Linked DNA regions of Mus musculus: region 2 is linked to region 1. Evidence: chromatin loops called from intact Hi-C (ENCODE). Cell type or tissue: heart. All regions are shown on one strand.

Region 1 (8,000 bases):
CAAGGAGTTAAATGCAATGATTATCAAGCAATGGATAGAAAAGCATGTATCCCGGGGAAGTGCTTTGCCCCCTTTCTGAAATCCTAGGAGGAAGAAAAAGAAAAGGCCATGCCTCCGGGGCTGTTTTCAAATGTTCACAGCTCTCACAAATCCCACCTTTCTTTCTCCATAGAAAAGGACCAAGGGGGGAACTATCAAACCTTTCTCAATGGATGCTTCAAAAAAGCTTGTTGAAAAGATTCTACAATGTCCTCTTGCCCCATAATCTATATCTCTGTCCTGATACTGAACTTTAAAGGTAAAGATGTTTTTAGGAGAGTTTGTATAGGCATCGAGTTTACTGGCAAGGCAATCTTGGTCCTTTAAATTTGCTTTTGAAATGAGAGTTTTCTATCTCGGAGGAGCTGATTGGCTCCCCAGTGGAAGGCAACAAGGATATTAGGAGTGACTCTCACCTCTTTAGAGATAGGGTGTTAGGTAGCTGGGGGGAGGGGACATTTAGATATCTGGGAGCTTGCTCCAACTTTCTCTGCTGCCATGTTGCTGTTGTTTTACAAATCAGTCTCCTGTACAAATGGGTCCTGGGTCCTGGTTTGGTCTGAGGTTAACAGAATCATAAGAACTATGCTGCCTCCTGCCCTACTTCTCATAAGTGATTCAGTGGACATCTGGGAGCTGGGAGCACCACTTTGCCCCTCTCACCAAGTCTCCCTTTATTCAGTAAGTCGGGTCTGAAGGCCAACGCTTTCTACATGGTTGTCATCCCTAACAAAGAGTCTTCACAGTTAATGTCTTCACCTTCCAGAAGTAGCCCTGGGAAGATGAGAACTCAGTATAGAAACAATCTTCATATGATGGGGCATGCAAAGAGGGAGAGTGGCCTGGCTCTTGATTCTAGGCAGTGAATCCATGGCAGTCTCTGGTGACTGGTTGTTACTGTTATTGTTGTTGTTGGGGATTTTGTGGAAGTGTACCTTCTAACATGTCTGTAGTTGCGCCATCTTCTTGATAGGCCCCCGTTCAGTCATTCTGAGTCCCTTATGGGAATCTTGGGTGATTAGGGTGGGTGCCAAGTAGTGCTGCCTGCTCCTCAGGGACAAAAGCAGGCGTGAGAAGGAGCAGATTAACAACTGGAATCAGTTAGGAAGCTCAGTGAAGGAAGAAGTGAAGCCAGTCAAGTCCAGAAGCTTTGAGAGAAGCTCCCTGTGGATTCTGAGAAGACAGTCTCTTCAAAGCATAGAGTGTGGGGGGACTCACTCTACTTAACAAAAGGGATCTCTAAACCCTCTTACAGAAGGTTGGGTGAGCTGATCTTTGAAGTTTCTTTCTTACTTTAAAATTCCTTTAAATGAATCTAGGCGATGCAGCCGATGCTATTTATAAAAAAATGTTCCGCAGGATAAAATAGTTCCAGTAAAAAGCAGGTTTGGATTTCCATTGATGTTTCTTGATTTTTCCTGGTAGTGATGACACAAAATCTTGTTCCATTTCAGCTCCCTTGATGAGGTGGGCTGTTCAGGCACATCCAGTTCCTTGGCTCTGCTTTCATAGACATAATGGCTTCAGCTTCTTTTAGCATTGTGTGTGTGTGTGTGTGTGTGTGTGTGTGTGTGTGTGTGTATGTGTGGTATATGTTCGTGGTGTGTGTATGTGTGTGGTGTGTATGTGTGGTGTGTGTGTATGTATGTGTATATGGTGTATGTGTGTGTGTGTGTGTGTGTGTGTGTGTGTGTGTGTGTGTGGTGTGTATGTGTGGTGTGTGTGTATGTATGTGTATATGGTGTGTGTGTGTGTGTGTGTGGTGTCTATGAGAGACACAGAGAGTTCTGAGTCAGTCTCTTTCCCCCTTTTCTCCTTCCCTCCCTTTCCCCATGTCCTTCACGGGGATTCTGGCTTTCCTTTAATTGCGATGACTCACCAAGACCAACTTTGATTCTGCTTTTCTATTACAGATGGTTAAACCTAAAGGGGCATTAGAAATCCTTTTGGTCTAAACTCTGATTCAACTGGGTGAAGAAACCAAGGCCCAGAGATTTGAACAAACCCATCAAGGGCTTGTAGCTGTCATGGTGGCAGAGACAACCTCGTATCACGCCCTTCAATTCCCTCGTTAAGTGTGCTTACCTCCAGTCCTGCACAGTTGGCCCACATCTAGTTAAATATCGGATAACCTATAGGCGTCCCCCCTCTTCCTCCTTCTCTTAGCTGCTTGAAGCCCATGATGGATTAAAATGTGAAAACTCCACCTGTGTTTTTGGCCTTGTGTAGGTCAGTGATTCTATATCACAGAGACAGGGGAGGTGACAGAAAAATGGCAAGCTAACCCCAATGTCACGATGCTCAGCAGGTGATCATCAGCCCAGGAGGACTCTTGCTTGTGGCTCAAAGCTTGGTTAGATGGTGGCTGTTTCTATTTCAAGATGCCAACTGGTTGGCACAGGTATAAGACACCCCAGACAGTAGCCATGGGCCCGATTAGTACACACTGGGCCCTCAAAGATAGGAGAGGACAGGGAGACAGGGAAAAGGCAGCTGAGAAACTTGGCACAGCTTGGGCAGGTGCTGCAGGAAAGACTGACTGGATTTTTATTTAAGGAGAAGCTGAAAGGTCATGGCTTCTATAGCCTCCAGTTCTCCGGGGCTTTAAAAAATCAAATCACGTGGGGGTGGGGAGATCACTCCGCTCACCTTTGGAGTTCTAAATGCAATTTCCTCTGGCACTTTTCATTTTTCTTCTCAAAGCAGGATAACAGAGGGAGATGGAAAATGTTTCTCATGGTCTCACCTCATTGAGGGGGTCAGTTCTGTTTACTACAGGATCAAAGCAAACAACAAGAGACCAGGACAAGCACGCTGTCCCCTCCCAGTGTAATCAGACAGGGGAATGGCTCATACAACTTCCCCCATGATTCTTCTGAAGCCACTTGCACTGAGGATAGCCTGACTGGGTATAGAGCTAGAGACCTTCAGTTAGGAGTCAGGGAAAGAATCCATGGTAAATCAGATCACAAATGCACAAGGCAACACTAAGTCAGGTCTGTTTCTGCTCAGACCCACACGCTCCCTGGTAGGTGCCCTCATTTCCACTCCTGTCCTTTGTCAGTGTCTGATACAAATGTGCTAGAAACAATACCCTTCCCCAAGTCTCACCACCAAAGAAAGTTATTACACGACAATGATTTACGACGCACAGGGCACAGCTATTGCATGACCCAGGGCAAGGTTCAGACAGCTTTGGTAACTGGAGTTCTAAACAATGGTTGGGTTGGTAGGTCTAATAGGATCTAGGGGACAGAAGTAAGGAGAGGATGGGGCTGGAAGAGAGGCCATGCCTCCTAAAAGTTAACTGTCAGAATGTGAGAATCTTTAGCCCATTGCAATGAACTTGGACAGTTGCGCCAGGGTGTGGTGGGCATCTTCCCTCTTAAGAGAAGATTGGCCAAGCTTTTTTCTTGAAGCTTTTCTGGGATGGTGTGGTCACCTGGCCATAGTCAGTGGTGACCAGATTACTATTACTTAGAACTTGGAAGGTATCTCAGAAGAAGGGATAGAGGAAGTTGTGTGTGTGTGCCCATCACCATAACAACCTGTAGTTCTTTCTTTTTTTTAACTCCCCAGTTTTCCTCCTCTGTGAGAAAAGAGGTGGGTGATCAGTCAGGACTGGTTAGCAGGGAGCATGTAGCCTGTGAGTCAGGCTCCAAGGCAGCAGAAACTAGGAGCAGATGGTGCCTAACTGATCCCTGCTTCCTTCAGATAGTCTGAATATGTTGTGAAGCACATTACTGTTGCCCCTCCCCCCCTTGTCTCATATTATAAAATACAAACAAATGACAGAAAAGATTGTTTGGCTGGTGGCTGGCTGCCCAGTGCTCAGAATTTCAAGGCTCGCCGTTTCCTCCCGGCTGTGAGACGATGGATGTAGGGCCTCATCTTCATTTCTACAAAGGGGATGGAGAATTCATGGCCTTTCCAATGGTACCAGTTGATCCCCTGAGTGTGAGAAATATGAACATGTCAGATCACCTTCCATGCTCAGCAGAGCACCCTGCTTGAAAAGAATGACTGGATTGAGGGCTTCACTTATCAGTTTAGCTGTTTTCAGTTAAGAAGGGGCTCAAGACAGAGTTCCCAGGATGATGGAGAGAGTTGAGTCTCGTCCCAGCGTCCCCTTTACAGAGGCCTATGTCTTTATAAAAGGTAAGTTGTGCGTTATTTCTTATTGCCAGTTTTGTGATTTGCCTTCAGGAGTTTCTGGTACTAGGGGACTGTGGTGAATGTCAAAATCCCAACTAGGTGAATAGTGAAATTGTGGGCAGCTCATTCATGATGAGGAGACTTGGGTGGCTTCCACCTGGGGTCAGCAACCTCTGGGGGCTTGCCTGGGGGTTTGTGTTTCAGCTGCTTCCTTGTCCCTGAGCCCAGACTGGGGGCTTGCAGTCTCCTGGGGAAATAGCTTAGATTACTAAGGTTTCTGGTCTCCCCCCTTCTGTGCCCCGTGCCCTTGAGCCTATGATGAGTTGATGGACAGCATCTTGAATGGTCTTTTCTCAGTCCCAGAGTACTTCTTTTTAAAGAGGAAACAGTGCTGAGACACAGAACTAAAGGCCTGGGTTCTGCCCTTTCCACCACTCTGCCCGCAATGAGAGTGTGGCCTACCTGACTGTGCCTGGACTCCCCGTACTTCCCGTTGAGGTTGGTCCGGTGGCAGTTCTTATACCACCAAGCACCCTTGTAGGACATGGCACAGTTGGTGACTGCAACATCATTGTCTCTGTCCTCAGTGGAGAAAGGACGTCCCTGGTGATAGCTGAGGGAGTCTCCTGCCAAAAACCAAAAATGAAAACAAAACCATTCCGGAGGCTGTTCCATTTGCTGTGGACATCTGGTTTTCACATGGAACCCTGGCTCACTTCCCCTTTTCCTTCTGAGCTGCGTCATGGCTATGCAGACCTTTGCCTCTATATTACCTCATAGGGTAGGGCTAGGGAGGAACCGCTTCTATGTTTCCCACTCTATTCATCACTGAACATTTGCTGAGAACTTTACCAGACAGCTCCATCTTAGCATCTCTGTCTATTTCCCTTTGGCCGTTTTGAGGCACAGAGCACTCATGGTCCCACTGTGTCTATTGGAGACAGTAAGGAGCCACGACGCCTCCAACCCTTATGGATCTCACAGTGTAAGTTCATCCTGGCTTTCCCCTGTGCTTGCTGTCCCTGATCAGCCTGTACCCAATACCCCACCGTGAGAACTTGGTTCTGCCCATGAAGAGGAACAACAGCAGCCAGAGCACCAATAAACAAGAAACGGTGACGGAAACATAACCATGTCAAATGAGATGTGGGTAGGTGAGAAAGCTTCCATGTGAGGAAGCTTCGCTAAATAAGAACACATAACTAAACCTGGTGGGGAAGTGTCAGGATGACTACGGAGAGACTGTAAAGAGGAAAATATTTACCTAAATAGGTAAAGAGAAATTGCCTAATACTACCAGCTAGGCTACCTGACCCTGTGGTGAGATTTTCTTTCTCAAAGACAAGTGGAGACCGGGTGTTCTCTTGGCAGGGGTGCTATGCAGCGGCTCAGGTGAACTCAGGGTTCACTGAGAGATCAGACCATCAGGCACTTACAGTGACTCGGGTGAAGCCTTTGGCAGGATTTGTGGTTAGAGATGCTGGGAAGGGGCCTCATGTTATTTATCAGATGAAAGTGATAGTCACTATAGCTAAGGTTGCTTTCCCCTAAGAGGGACAGTGTTTTGATTCTATGGCTTCCAAGCTATAGAAGCTATAAGGCTTCAGCACCTTCTTTTCTGCAGCCACAGAACTCTGGGCTATTGGGTCTTCCAAGGAAGCCTTCACCGCTCAAGAGAGTCCTGAGGCAGTGTGTCACACCATTCTCATCTCCATATAATCTTGAAGGATTCTGGTGTTGTGCCCATCCAGAGCCAATCCCACCAACTGAAACAACTTTTTGTTATCTACTTCTGCTTGAAAAGGGTCTTACTTTCCCTCTCCAGAAGACTATCATTTTCATCTCCTTTATCTCAAGTCATACTCATACCTATTACCTTAAAATTTTTGGATTAATTTTACTCTCCAGCAATCCATGCTTTAATCATTATTCATCATCTGTGCTGTGCCTACCTGCATTGTTATCCTCTCACCTTCTGCAAACTAGAATGTATCCTCATTATTCTCCCAACAATTATTTCTGGCTTCTGCTTTGATGTTGCCAACTGATTGTCACAGACATGGTCCCCTAGGTCTTTGTATCCTCCCTCATCTTTTCTGCCTCATACATCTACCTCGTATATTCCAGACATGAACTAAGTCCGGGTTTTCACTCTTGACCACCTGTTCATATTCATGCCTTTCTCGTAGCTCTGACATTAGCATGGACTCCTTTTATCTCTGACATTAGCACGGACTCCTGTTATCTCCCATCAGGATTAATAATGCAGCCACCAGTTGCTCTCACCGCTCTTCACTCAGATTTACTTTATCTTGATTGGACCTGTCCTAGTGATCTTTCTAAAATCCAAATCCCATTATGCCATTCAGGACTTACAAGACCTCCAGTCATGTAAAAAGTCAATTTTTCTTTCAGTGTCAAGACTTTCCATAATTAATCTTCTCTTTCTTTCTCTTCCTTTCCACATTTCTGCTCTTCCCTCCCTCCCTCTTCCCCTTCTCTCCTCCACCCTTTACCTCCACTTTCTACTTTCTTACCCACATTGCCCCTCTCTCCCTTTCTACTTCATCTTGCTATATAGCCCAGGCTAGCTTTAATGTTCAATTTTTCCATCTCAGCCTTTCCCATGCTGTAATTATAGGTGTGTGTCACTGCTCACAGCTCCTGATCCTTCCAATCACACAGTTTGCCCAAGAGAGTAATGCATCAAGCCTTCCCCTTCCACGAAATCTTGTTTTTCTGGTATGTCTCATCCAGACGATGTTTTCAGTGGTTTCAGTCAGATAGGCTGATTTCAAGGATCCTTTCTATATACCCCAGAAACCCTCCTATGGGTATCCTTATTTATTCTGCAGAGAGGCATTTCCTGGTGTTTTCTTTAAACTAGGATGGTACTACAGAGTCCATGTTTTATGTTCTTGTTAGATGCTCTAAAACCAGAACAGTGAGTGTGGCTCTGCTCTTATTAAAGACACAATTTAGAAGTGTCAGTTTGAATCCCAGCAGAGTTCTATTTAGAGTTTTGGAAGTTTCGGGACTTCAGAAATGTGGAGTAAAGGGCTGTAATTGGACTGGAGGCCCTGGGGTGGCTGGTTGCCAGTGAGGCCTGGAGAAGTGGTAACAGCTTGAAGAACTGGGAACTGTTACAAATGCCAGGACGGAGGGCATGGTTTTCTATGAATGGTGTGTAGTTGCCTAGAGATGGGGTAACCTAAATAAACCCAGGGTTTTACTTACTGAAAAAGATGAACTGAATATATAAGGTGATGGATGAATTGTTGTTAATGTCCATGACTGGCTAGCCAAGATCTAGACTCACTGACCTCTGACACAGGGAGAGGAGTGCAATCTAACGGTTCTGCCCTCTTTGAGGTGTGGCACAGAGACTGGGCTGGGGAAGATGTTTCAAGGGCTGGCCCCAAGGTAGACAGACAACATGTGGGATTGGACAGAGAAGGACGAAGAGGGGGAACTGAGGGGAGACAGAAACTGTGGTAGGTGAGCTTGTTTCTCTTCCCATAGGAGAAACATGAAAGCCTTTTCTGTAGACACAATTCTAATTCTAGGGAGTGAATAGTATCCATTTCGTTTTGAAATGATTTAGAATGACATCTTGTTTAATGTCCATTTCAATGGCTGTTTTATGCTCAAAGTGTGGCAAATTGGACCTTTTTGTTGGGGCTCTTCAGGCTTCTCTGATTGCCACTGCGAATGGCTCAACTGTGAACAATAACAAAGATAAGTATGTCTTCTCTTTTGAATAACAGTATCTGGCTGAGAAAGGAAATAATGGAGCAGATGCAGTA
Region 2 (8,000 bases), 110 kb before region 1:
CAAGATGGCCAGCCTTTGTGAGTGGGCTGCCCGGCTGCCTGGAGCCCTTTGCAGAATTGAGCGTTGGCTTTGTTAATGTAAACAGCAGGTTTCTGGATTCCATTCTCATGTTGGGCATACCAGAGCAGGAGAGCCCACAGAGCTCTCATGTTGTCCCTTTTCCCGGTTTCCTTTGTCACCTGCTCTTCTTGTGGATGACTTTAATTATTGATTTATTGAGTGAGTCCACTGTATGCGGTCCCAACGCCTACACAGAGCAGGTAAAACATTTCTTGTCACTTTAGTGGAGAGATCCCTGGGAAACCCCAGCTTACTCTGCCCAGCTCATTCATTGTGGCATGAGGTTTCCTGAGACAAAAGCTGTTCAAGCCTCTTGCCCTGAGGGCCCATGAAATAGCCGAGGCTTTGAAATTTGCTTCCTTGACTACTGTAGTGACTCAGAACATCAATGTTGCCACAAACAAACTTCCTGTCCCCAGGCTGGCTCTTTCATAACAGGTAAAAGGAAGGGCTTGGAAGGAAAAAAAGAAAGAAAAAAAGAAAGAAAGAAAGAGAGAGAGAGAGGGAGAGAGAGAGAGAGAGAGGAAGGAAGGAAGGAAGGAAGGAAGGAAGGAAGGAAGAAAGGAAGAAGAAAGAGAAATGAGGAGAGAGCCCTCATTTACCAGGTTGTAGGAGTGAGTTTTAACTGCCGGTGATGTGTTGCTTTCTTTGTGCCAAGGTCTGTACTATGCGTCAGTAGAAAACTGTTTATAATGAAAGGTTACACTCTGTAATTTAGATTTAAGGGCAATGAGGCTGGAATACTCATAGAAATTTTCTTAATAAAGGTGGGTTGACCAAAATATAGAGCTACAAAAGAATCAGAAAATGCAGTGAGTGAGAGGCCGCTGGCTGGGTAAAAGCACGAACAAAGGTGGTGTTAAAATGGTTCAAACAAGGCAGGGCTCCCCCCGACCCCCACTGAAAAATTCAAGATTATGAAGGAAAAGCATTAGCAATAATTTTGCTACCCTGAAATAACTACTGCAGTATTTTGGTATAGGTTATTCTAGTCCCCTTATGAGGAGATTAGAGTTAGAATTTCTATGTAGGTAGTTAATGTCACTCCAGATTTTTGCTTATCATGAGGGGTAAATCTAGTGACTTGTTATAGCATTTATTTGAATGAAGAGAGACTGAATTCAGACACTTCAGTGGGTGAAAAGGACATCATATATTCTAGCTTTTGCCTTTATTTATCTATAACTTATTGATTGATTGAGTGTGTGTGTGTGTGTGTGTGTGTGTGTGTGTGTATGGCGTGGCACGTCACAGTCTGAGTGTGGAGGACAAAGGACATCTTGTGAGTCAGTTCTCTCCTTTCACCGTGTGGTCCTGGGTACACCAGCTGAGCCACGTCGCCAGTGCTAATTTCTGCTTTTAAGACCAAGTAATGAATACTATGAAGTTCCTTCACCAGTGAGGAATCTTCACACCGGAAGCACTTCACCCCTTCACACCGGAAGCACTTCACCCCTTCACACCGGAAGCACTTCACCCCGAGGCTGAACGAGTCCCTGGGGGGTGCTTTAGAGGAGCTGCTATATTTCAAGGGAGGATTCAGTGTGACTTCTTCCAACCCCCCAATTCTAGGATTTATGTTATTAGTTGTGGAAATTCACATTTACATAAATTATCACACCCTCTCCTCTTAAGATTTCATGGCAATTGGCTTATTTCATATGTGTAATTGAGCAACATGGTAAGTGTTACCGAGCAGTAGACATCAACTAACTTTGAAACACCAAGGCTAAGTCCCTCAGTTCCTTCTCTCTTCTCCCTTCCCCTCTCCCTTCCTTTCTTTTGTTTTTGAGACAGTGTTTTTCACTCTATAGCTCATGCTGACCTTGAACTTGTGTCTATTCTCCTGCCTCAGTCACTTAAGTGTTGGGATTACAGACACAACTCACCATCACTCAGCTTGCAAAATTCATATATATCAACACTACTATTTTGACATTGGAGACTTATCTTTCCACGGGGAACATTTCAGAAAAAATTCTGACAGAGTCTCTGTCATCCTAACTCCTAGCTCAGCTATGGTCTCTTCTAACACGATCTCTTTTGTCCTCCAAGACTGAGGTAGAAGCAGGTCTTTTGTATTCCCATGTTCTCCATGCTGGTCCACCATATAGCTACCCCACAGTAATGAAATTGGCCATGTATATATATATGTCCCCTACATTGAACTGTAAGACTGTAGGCAGGACAGTGTCTGGCAAATGGTAAGCTGCTTGGTAAATGTCAATGAATGAAGATCCTGGGCCACGAGGCTGAATCTAGGAAGCTTTAGAATCATTCTCTTCATATGGGCAAGTGTGAAAACCTTATTCACACACTTATAAATACGTTCCCAAAGCATGTGTTTCTTTTCTTCCTTAATATTGCTTTGGGGTTTGTGTTTCTGTGTCATTAGGAAACACCGAAAGTATAACTGGGACTGACCATGTGAAGGATACAAGTGGGAAAGGAAAATAGAAGCTATGGTTTGTTCAGGACCACTTGTTAGGAGCAAAGTAACAGAACAGGGATAGGGAGGCAGTTGTGGACAATATTAAAAAGTCTCTTCTGAAACCAGACGTGGTGCCCACTGTCTCTCAGACTGATGTACCATTAATGAGAAAGGACTTCCCTGCCTTTTCTTTGTATTGGAACACCCTTCTCTAGCATTCAGTCTCCTCCAGGGCTGCATCTCCAGTTAGCCTCAGTCTCCATTCAGCATTACCAATTATGAGAGTCCTGATGTTGTAAGATGTCAGCAGGCTGGGTCAGAAATGGCTGCTTCTACTGTACACAGGGAAGATGTTGGATCGGCGTGCCTGTGAGATCCACAGAGGTTCCACTGAGAGCCCGAGTGAGGAGGGAAAATATCTATCAGCATATTGTGCACTTGTTCAATGGAGTCACTAAGTAACCCAGTTTTCAGAAGCTCCTAAAAAACATGTGGGTGAAAGATTACTTCTATATATGGCCAGAGAACAGTCCGGTCGCAGGGCGAGCTTCCTGGTGGACATGCTCCAGTTTTTCCAGACCTGCAGACTCCAGAGACTTCCAGGCTGGACATTGGTTTCTGTGGTGTGCATAGAATGAGATTCAGCAATGGAAAACTTGGCTCTCAGCTTGACTGCCTCTATTTTCTTCATAATACTTCGCCTGCCCATACACACACACACACACACACACACACACACACACACACACACACACACACACACACACACAATCTTGCCTCTGCTCCCTTGGAATGCTACAGCTTAAAGCAAAGAATGACGCTCCCACAGCTGTGGCCCTGATAAAAATAGAAAGTGTGTTTATTTTTATGTTCATAAAACCCTTTTTCCTCCTCCTCCTCCTGCTGCTGCTGCTGCTGTTGTTATGAGTGGGACTCCCAGGCAGGAAGAGGAAGAGGATAGACTGACAAAGCTGGTCACCTGCCAGATTCTAGTCTCTCTCAGTCTCTCTCTGTGTGTGTCTATGTGTGAAATCTAGCCTTATATGGACCAAAGCACTAAGTAATCTATTTCTTTATGAGCTTTTTGGCTAGTAGGCATCTGCTCTGCAGAACTCGGGGGGAGTTCTTTGGTTTGGGAGTCAGCTGTCTGACTGTGCTTCTCTTTTAGGCTCAGCTACAATGGCCTGTCCATAGTAGAGGTGGAGCTAGAGGAAAAGGCCCTGAATTAAGAGGAAAGATACTTGTTTTTCTTAGGGTTCTGTTACTTTGCCCCTAACAAGTGGCCCTGACCAAACCATAGCTTCTATGTATCTTGGTTTCGCTGCCTATGGGTAGACGAGATGGTAGGTGCCCAAGGCTCAGTTGAAATTAGTGAGCATGAGACAATTCCTAGCAGGCCAAGGTGTCTGCGAATGAATTTTAAGTTCAACCCTCCTAAAGATGCTTAGGAAATAGAGATTTGCTTTTCTTTATAGGACTCCTGTGTATCCTTCCACAAAGAGTGACAAATGAGGTCTTCATAGGATGGTATCTTTTGATCACATTTGCTTCAAAATGTGCAAAACACAAGTTTGTACTGAAATACCTAAATGATGGTAGTTTAGGGTACTATTGCTGTGATGAAATACTATAACCAACCAACCAGCCAACCAACCAACCAACCAACCAACCAAACAAACAAACAAACAAACAAAAATCTTAGGAAGTAAAGGACTTGTTTGCTTTACATATCCTGAATCACAGTTCACTGAGGGAGTAATCCAAGTAGGAATTTAAACTGGGTGGGAAGTTGGAGGCAGGGGCTGATTCAGAGGCCATGGAGAGGTGCTGCTTACTGGCTTAGTCCTCCTAGCTTGCTTAGCCTGCTTTCTTATAGAATCCAGGATCATCAGCCTAAGAATGTGACACACTACCCATCATGGGCAAGGCCTTCCCACAATAATAACTTATTAAGAAAATATCCTACAGGCTTGCTTACAGCTTGATCTTATGAAGTCTCAGCTAAGGCTCCCTCCTCTCGGATGACTCTAGCTTGTGTCAAGTTGACATAAAAACTAGCCAGGACATATGGCCCAAGTGAACATAAAGAGTACTAGATTAGGATCTGGGAACTTGAGATAGGATGGTGCTTGCCTTTCTGTTAGTCTGGTGTGGACTCTAGAGGAAAGGTGGTTGTGTGTGCTTACCACTCTTCCCATTGCTAATAACGGGCTGTTCCAGCTGGAAGATATTTCTCCTTGTTCAGCCACCCAGAACACTGAGTTCATAGCACACACACAGTGTTGACACATGCTTTCTGGAGAGCGTTCTGGACGGCTGTCAGTGATTTCTTCCTTCTCTGAGATCTTAGCTGAGGGTGTGGCCATGTCAGCTATATCTTTGTCTTATTTCAAAACAATGTAGCTGGTTTTGCTTATATCTATATCTATATCTATATCTATATCTATATCTATATCTATATCTATATCTATATCTATCTATATCTATATATATCTGTCACACATTCTGGCAAATAATTTACATTAGATTCCAGTAATAATAGGTTTTGATCATAAATCACAAAATAATAGCTTTGGCTAATGGAAGCAGCAAATATTTAAATGAGGGCTTCTAACTTGTTTCCTTATTTAAAATTTATGTAATCTGGGCACCATGCATGATGATGTATGCCTTAAGTCCCAGCACTCAGGAAGCAGAGGCAGATGGATCTCTATGAATTTGAGGCCAGCCTGGTCTACAGAACAAGTAACAGGACAGCCAAGGTTACACACAGAAACACTCGCAAAGCAAAGCAAAGCAAAGCAAAGCAAAGCAAAGCAAAGCAAAGCAAAGCAAAGCAAAGCAAAGCAAAGCAAAGCAAAGCAAAGCAAAGCAAAGCAAAACAAAATTATGTTTAGATGGATTATTTCCCCCCACCTAATGTCCTATTTCCTTTTGATATTTTCTCAAGTTGTAAATGTACACAGTAAAGTAGGTATCTGTGACTTTATTGTACTAAGAGGCTATAGATACTTCTGAGACCAAACAGAAAGGTCCCGGACTCTACCACCAAAGCTTCCTTCTCTGGCTTGCACTGTTTCTACAGGACTTGCCTCAGACAACCAGGTCTCAAAAGCACAAGATTCCCACAAAGAATTCAGACTTTCCTGCAACCATCATATGGACAGAAAAGCCTGGCTTACTCTGACTATTACATGATCTTCCTGCTGGCGATCACCTCTCTACATGCCAAGTGCAAACAGACTCAACATGTATAAGCAAATCATTGTACCAAATGCAGGCCACCAGCAGAGAGCAAGGATCAGATGAGAGATAGTCAAAACTCCTGGACTGGCACGGTCCAAGATCACAAAGATTATATCTGACACCCCCTCAGAGAACCCTTCTCCATGTAGTGTCTTCCTGTGTCCATACATAAGTGCAACAAAATTTGCTTTGATTAGTATTGCTTGCCTCTTTATGAATTCTGCCCTAAATTAAGAAAAATTAATCCTGGATGATTGACAACATTTTTGGTGACCCAAATGATTTCCTCTATTTAGAAGGTCTCAAAGGGATGACAGCAGTGGTGATTGGCACGGGCTTACCTTGTTATCACAAAGTGGCTATTTGAACTTCTGCTTCAGGGTCACCACAACTATTAAGCTCTCCTCTGGCCACTTCCTGCTGTGCAGTCCTTCCTGCAATGCCTTCTTCAGTTTCCCCTACCTCTTATCCTGTAGTCAGTTTTAATTCCTTTCATTTTTAATAAACACTGCTTACCATTTAAACGTTCTGTATTTATTTTATTTCAAGTGTTTGTGTGTTTTGTCTGCGCATGTGTATGTGTATCATGTGCCTACCTGGTTCATAGGGAGGTCAGAAGAGGAAGTTGGATTCCTTGGAGCTGCAGTTACAGATGGTTCTGAGCCTCCATGTCAGTGCTGAGAACCGAGCCTGGATCCTCTGTAAGAGCAACAAGCATTTTAAACTGCTGAGCCATTTTTCTAGCCTCTGGCTCACCATGTTGACTCTGGTGATAATCTCTGTTGCACCTGAGACACCTTTAGCAGGGAGAAATTGGGGCTGTGCAGGCCTGGCTTGAAGAGCCCTATGCTCTGGACTGACAAATCAGGCTGCAGTCCCTCTCACAGTCTCTGTTTTGGTTTTGAAAGTTTTATATTTTGGTGTATCCCTTCTCCGGGATTTTTTTCTTTCAGTTCTTTCTCTTGTCTTTTTCTTTTATGTGGTTCCTGGCCAGTCACAGCCTCTTCCAGACCCCTTACTTTTGTCTCTGTGTAGACTGTACTCACACACTCTGAGAAGCATCCCTTTATAATGTTAGGATTTCTACCTTTCCTATTTTACTTGCCTTATAAAGCATTTTCTCCAAGCTTTTTAGCTAAGAGTAACCATGATCTTGAATTTAGTAGAATATGAAGTTGGTATAAAGTTGAGATTATTAAAGGTTTCTAAAACATTTGAAGATAGCACAGCATCCTGATGAGACATTTCTCCTCCTTCCTTTCTCTAATCTTGATCAATCATGTTCACCTACATCTTCATTTATAGGCCTTATGGGACCAGGAATGGTTGTATACTCAAGTAAGAGTCTTCTCAAGAGGTTTACACCTATTACCCAGATCTCAAATCATCAGTCACCACCTCTCTAGCCAGGAAGATTACTCCTGGTCGACCAGAAGGTCCTCCAGTAGGGTATCTGATTACTTTGGGACCAATTTAAGCTTGGTGGTCTCAAGGAGAAAAACACTGATTTTTTTCTTTTACAATATTGCCCTGCCTAAATACAAGCTGGAAGACAAAAGACATTGGCCAGACAACTGGTTCCTAAACTCTATGACGTGTTATCTTCCAACCCAAACTGATCTGTTAGAAGAAGTGAGAAGAAATCCTTCATTTCCATGAAGTTATATCAGGATCCTGTGCTGATGGACTTATGCTTGAGTTGAAGTGTCTATAGTTTCTATGGCCTCTAGCCCTATTGACCCTAACATTTTATCTGATTTCTACCTTTAACTCATGCATACCTCACTAGCAGCTTAAACTTCAGAATCTTAGACCTTCTCCATTTCTGGCACAATACCCCACTGAATTATCTTCAATGGCACCTTCTATGAATCTTATATCAACAGATAGCTTTGCCTGTCTTGGCTCCTTTTCTGTTGTGTGTGAAGTATAACCCTGTTCTTTCATGGCCATTGGACTACCTACCCACTAATCCTGTTTTAAATGGGGCTGAGGTTATGAAACAAACTGGTGCTTGGTCTTAATCAAAGGGAACCATGTAGCCATAGGAAATATCAGCTGAAGGCAAAAAAAGTCATTAGAGCATGTGTTCTCTTCTTAGTAATGGGAACAGCCAAGTGTAAGGAAAGACTTGGCAACTTCTCATAGATTGTTTTATATATCCAACAATGAGATCCTTGAGTTGACTTGGGAGGATATTATTGTGCTACTAGCTCATTGTTGGATGATGAAAGGTGTAAAGAAAGATGTGTTAAAAGAATCT

What was found. A loop is a pair of places that touch in the nucleus more often than their neighbours do. Peaks named below come from ENCODE experiments on the same cell type or tissue, not always from the same donor. Only the 100,000 strongest peaks of a DNase experiment are listed, where the experiment ranks them.
Region 2: a loop joins it to region 1, with 4 times the contacts of the local background. A loop is called at or near these places in 5 of 42 quality-filtered maps.

The regions. Positions count from the first base shown.
Region 1 is chr1:159,920,084-159,928,083 of GRCm38, reverse strand. Tnr (tenascin R) reads right to left here. Exons shown (of 23, transcript NM_022312.3): 22 at 4,657-4,820; 23 at 3,162-3,990. The coding sequence ends at 3,871. Among named protein-coding and RNA genes, the nearest start is that of Gm31667, 100 kb to the left of the region's middle. In heart, no CTCF peak of the experiment used is centred here; DNase peaks (open chromatin) are centred at 3,833 and 4,813.
Region 2 is chr1:160,032,524-160,040,523 of GRCm38, reverse strand. No RefSeq gene overlaps it. Among named protein-coding and RNA genes, the nearest start is that of Gm37294, 7.8 kb to the left of the region's middle. In heart, no CTCF peak of the experiment used is centred here; DNase peaks (open chromatin) are centred at 3,083, 3,443 and 4,733.